2 separate regions of the Homo sapiens genome follow, and region 1 is linked to region 2. Evidence: read pairs that join two places in POLR2A ChIA-PET (ENCODE). Cell type or tissue: Panc1. All regions are shown on one strand.

Region 1 (2,500 bases), 160 kb after region 2:
TATTTGTAGAATGGCTGAATGAGGGTGCAAGACACCATAATGCCTTCCAATTATCTTTCTTTTGCCTTGCTATTTTCATTTTAAAGTGGCAGATGGATGGGGACACAGTAGGAATTATCTAGATTATGGCCATCAGCCACTTTCAATAATCTTTTGGTTCTTGTTCTAATTCATTAAATTGCTGTGCAGCCAACTTGAATTACACAGCAAGACACAGCAAAGAGAATCAGAAGCCAATTCTTCTAACACGTATCTCTTCTTAAACAAGGAAATTCCACACAGCACCATTTCTTAGGCAAGGCAGATAACCCCTACATATTTGGTTTTTCTTTAAATGATCTTTGCTTCTAAAGACTATTGATTGTAAAAACAGGAAGCAAAAGACAAGGTGATCTGCAAGGGATTAAAAGCTGACAGTCATTTATGGACTCGGTCAATAAGGACTGAATGCCTACTGTGTGCCAGGTACCAAGCTAGGTGACAGGGACACCACAGTGAACAAGACATGATCTGTCTTCGATGACATGCAGCCTTAAGCCAGTATTTAGCATTTACTGTATACTCAGGGTTTTTCATGTCTTAACTCATTTAGTCCTCACAGCCCCACTCTCTATTATTGGTACAATCTTGAGCAAATTACTTAATCACATCAAAGGTTCCAGAGCCTGTATCCTTAACCTTTATATGTTTTTCTTTTTTGAGCAGGTGGTACAAACAGCAAGCAATGATAAAGCAGTGTAATCAGTGCCACCAATGATCATTCCAGATTACAGGGTGCATGCAGAAGACACAGCTAATCCAGGCTTGGGAATGGTCAGAAATTTACTGAGGGAGTGATGTCAAGGCTGAACAGAAGAACGAATACATTAGCTCAGAGGAATGAGGAGGAGGAAGAGGGTTCTAGAGAGAGGGACTATCACGCACAAAGACCAGGAGAGAAAGCAAGAGCACACAGTGACTTTGTCCCATTAGAGCACTGCTATAGAGAGCCAGAGGGAAGCATGCTCATCTTCTAGGACATACAAAGCGAGTGCTGGCTTGAGCCCTTTTGGCTGAAAGAGGGAAAAGGTAGTTTCTCTTCAGAGGCCTGGAGGTGCATTTCTATCCCAGATGAGTAGAGAAGCGAGGGCAAGGGGCCTGGAACTAGGGAGAGAGACCCAGTGTGTGCTGAACAAGATAAGGCACCAGTGCCTGGCTGTGGCTGCCAGGGACTCCTCCCCAATTTGGCCAGCAGCAGCCAGGGAGTCCTTATGGAAATTATGCTGAATTAATTTTTTTAAATTTTCTTTAAAAAAACCAAAAGAGGATTGTCTAACACCAATGCTATAAAACTCTTTGGAACCAGGAGTCTTTCAACGTTGATATCAGGATAGTCTGTTGAATCTAGCCTCAGTTGTAACGTGACTGAGAAAGAGACATTACTTGTATAGAATATGCAAGAATGTAAATTGCCTAACATACAGTAGCAGTTCATTAAAAGAACTACTTTTTAGTAGGGAGGTAAGGAAAGTAGGGGGAAGGAGGTGAAGGAAGGAAGGAAGACCATAGGGAGCCAGGTCTGTCCTGCATTGTGGAGGTTTCACTTCTTAGGACTCCAGGTGTCCCAGAGTCATTTGATCTGTCAGCAGTTCTCAGCGGGTGCACTGAAATCTCTGGGGCCATTTTTGGTTATCATACTGATCAGGAGTATTACTGATATGAGCATGCACGGGCCACTGTGCAGAGTGGGATTCTTAACAAGAATTGCTTCACATTACAAACATCCTGCTGGACATTCATGAAGGTGGAAAAAACTATTTATGATTATCTGAGCCTAGACTGTAACTTGGTTTTACATATCAAACAAATACTTTTCTGCATATTAATATACTTACATTTCCCAGGATCACAACTGAGTAAATAAAAAAGTTCTCCAGGCTGGGCAACAGACTGAGACCCTGTCCAAAAAAAAAAAAAGATTCTAATTGTTTGTTTGAAATTTTTACCAAGAGTTGCTTACCACTTTCAGAAAAATCATGACTGACAGCAGTCAGCCATGGTATCTGAGTTGTCAAGACAACACAACTGTATCAGTACGCATTTGGAGCTGTCATATTCAAGGTGATTCTATGTATAGGTACAAGCATCTAACTACTTCATTATTTCTTTTATGTAGCTATGCCTGAGAATTTACTTTTTATTTTTTTTTAGACAGGGTCTCACTCTGTCACCCAGGCTGGAGTGCAGTGGAATGATCATGGCTCACTGCAGCCTCAACCTCCATGGCTTAAGCAATCTTCCTGCCTCAGCCTCCTCAGTAGCTGGGACTACAGGTGTGTGCCACCATGCCCAGATAACTTTTTATTTTTTCATTTTTTTTTTTTTTTTTGAGACGGAGTCTCCCTCTGTTGCCCAGGCTGGAGTGCAGTGGCATGATCTCAGCTTACTGCAAGATCCACCTCCCAGGTTCAAGCAATTTTCCCGCCTCAGCCTCCTGAGTAGCTGGGACCCAGGTGGGTGC
Region 2 (2,500 bases):
CAATCTAGTTGATGAAATGAGACACTGTATCTGAAACAGTTAAGACCGTACAACATCAAATGCTAGAATATGTGGGCAGATTTTATGGGCAAACTAGACATCATGGAAAAGAGAGATGGAGTGGGGTAAAATGGGATGGTGTCTGGAGAGGAGGTTTTCTCTCTGAAAGGGGGGCAGAGGGTCATTCTAGGCAGGAGACACAGTAGGTGCCATGGTGCATTGCCCAGGCCCCCTGCTGCAAGACTGAGGCACTCATGCTCCCACTGCCACAGGGGCAGCTGCTGGTGGGCCAGAGCTGAGCCCTTTCCCAGACAACAAACTGGACTTGGCTTTGTGATTGTTTGTTTGTTTTTAGAGACATGGTCTCTGTCTGTCACCCAGGCTGGAGTGCAATGGCAGAATCATAGTTCACTGCAGCCTCAAACTCCTGGGCTCAAGTGATCCTCCCACCCCAGCCTCCTGAGTAGCTGGGACTATAGGGACAGGTCACCACACCTGGCTAATTATTTTATTTTTTGTAGAAACAGGGTCTCACTTTGTTGCCCAGTCTGGCCTCAAACTCTTGGCCTTAAGCAATTCTCCCGCCTCAGCGTCCCATAATTCTGGGCTCACAGGCACGAGCCACTGCATCTGGCCAACTTTGTGATTAGGAAGTCATGGTTTTGGTCTCAGGCAGGGGCAGAGTTTCTCCAGGATCCTCATGCCATTGATTATGGTTGTTGCAACAGAGACTACTGGTTGTCCCCAATACCCATTCTCCCCTTCTTCCTTTGTAATCGAACCTCCAATTTTTAGCTGGCCACATGGCCTCCCAAAAATAAAGTCTACATTTCCTGGGTTCTCTTGCAGTCAGGTGTGACCATGTGACTAAATTCCAATCCATGGGATGTAGCTGACAGGACATGTGTTACCTCCAAGTCCTGCTCTAAAGGACTGTGCCCTTCCCTTTTCCCTTTCCGACTAGCTGGAGTGCAGATATGGCAGGGGGCTCTTGGACCACAGGAAAGGCAACGCCTTTCAACTCCTGACGTCAGTTGACTTGCACTGTTTACCATGCTCTGGAGGCATCATGTTTCCCCACTGTGTGGCTTTGTCGTGTTGTCATGCTATGTCCTTGCTGGAAGCCTTGGTTCCTGCCCAACCTGTCTCTACCTGTCCAACTTCTCACATTTCAAGCATGGACAAGCTCAAATGCCGCTTCTATGAGGCCTTCCATGTTTGGAAGTGTTTTCTCCATCCCTCTGCACTCCTATGCCTTATAATTCTCTAACATTCAATAGGAACTTTCTTGTATTATAACTGTTTGGTAGGTGCCTTTAAGTTTGAGTGGACTGTAAGCTCCTTGCAGCAAGATCAGAGTTTCATTTTGTGTTGTATCTTCGCATCCTCTGCAGGGCCTAGTATGTGCTCAACTAACACGGAAGGAAGCAAGGAAGGAAGGAAGGAAGGAAGGAAGGAAGGAACGAACGAACGAAGAAAGGAACGAAGGGACGGACAGATTGGCTTGCCAGTTTTTTATGGGGAGAAAGGTGCCAAGAAGTAGCTTAAGTGGGAGTAGGGTTTTAAGTCTGCCAAATCACTATTCTTCCATAAGAAACATTTTGTTTTTCAAAATTATGCAAATGCAGCTTTGAGGCACGTTTCCAACCCCACTTCTGACAAGATTGGAAATTCTGGATCCCCCAGTGGCAATCACGGAGACCACCCCTCCTAGGTGAATGAATGGATTAATGAAGGTTACCACATCTCTAGTAAAAACCAGGCACTATGTTAAGTGCTTTTACAACATTTTCATGTGCCTTGAACTGGCCTAGTCACAGAACTGGGCATACACGCCAGAAGTTGCACCTCTGCCACCTCAGCTTTCACAGGAAAAAAACACAGGATCTCAGGATAGAAAAGCCCCAAACTGGCTACAAAAGTGGGGAAGTGGCCTTGAGAAGAGCCTCAGAAAATGCTAGCTGGGTGCGGTGGCTCACGCCTGTAATCCCAGCACTTTGGGAGGCCGAGGTGGGTGGATTGCTTAAGGTGAGGAGTTCGAGACCAGCCTGACCAACGTGGTGAAACCCTGTCTCTACTAAAAATACAAAAATTAGCTGGGCGTGGTGGTGGGTGCCTGTAAGCCCAGCTACTCGGGAGGCTGAGGCAGGAGAATCTCTTGAACCCAGGAGGCGGAGGTTGCAGTAAGCCGAGATCACACCACTGCATGTCAGCCTGGGCAACAGAGCGAGACTCTGTCTCAAAAGAAAGAAAGAAAGAAAGAAAGAAAATGCCATAGGTAAAAAAGGTCCCATTTCCCGTAGCAATAAAAAATAAAACTACAAGGGAAAAGTAAATCTAATAAAACACACAAAATCTTTACTGAAGGACACAAAAAGACCAGAATAGAAAGATCAACTATATTTACAAATGGAAAGATGCAATTTCAGTCGAAAGCCCAGCAGAGCTTTTCACATGGGGCAAAGAAAGGGCCAAACATAATGGAGGCAATATTTGAAGA

What was found. ChIA-PET counts read pairs that join two places held together with the same protein. Peaks named below come from ENCODE experiments on the same cell type or tissue, not always from the same donor. Only the 100,000 strongest peaks of a DNase experiment are listed, where the experiment ranks them.
Region 1: POLR2A ChIA-PET joins it to region 2 with 11 read pairs; 2 of 35 experiments call an interaction of 5 or more read pairs at or near these places.

The regions. Positions count from the first base shown.
Region 1 is chr6:36,115,796-36,118,295 of GRCh38, reverse strand. It overlaps a transcript of MAPK14 not described here. Among named protein-coding and RNA genes, the nearest start is that of MAPK13, 13 kb to the left of the region's middle. In Panc1, no CTCF peak of the experiment used is centred here; no DNase peak of the experiment used is centred here.
Region 2 is chr6:36,275,718-36,278,217 of GRCh38, reverse strand. All of the region lies in intron 1 of PNPLA1 (patatin like domain 1, omega-hydroxyceramide transacylase), which reads right to left. Among named protein-coding and RNA genes, the nearest start is that of PNPLA1, 6.9 kb to the right of the region's middle. In Panc1, no CTCF peak of the experiment used is centred here; a DNase peak (open chromatin) is centred at 1,175.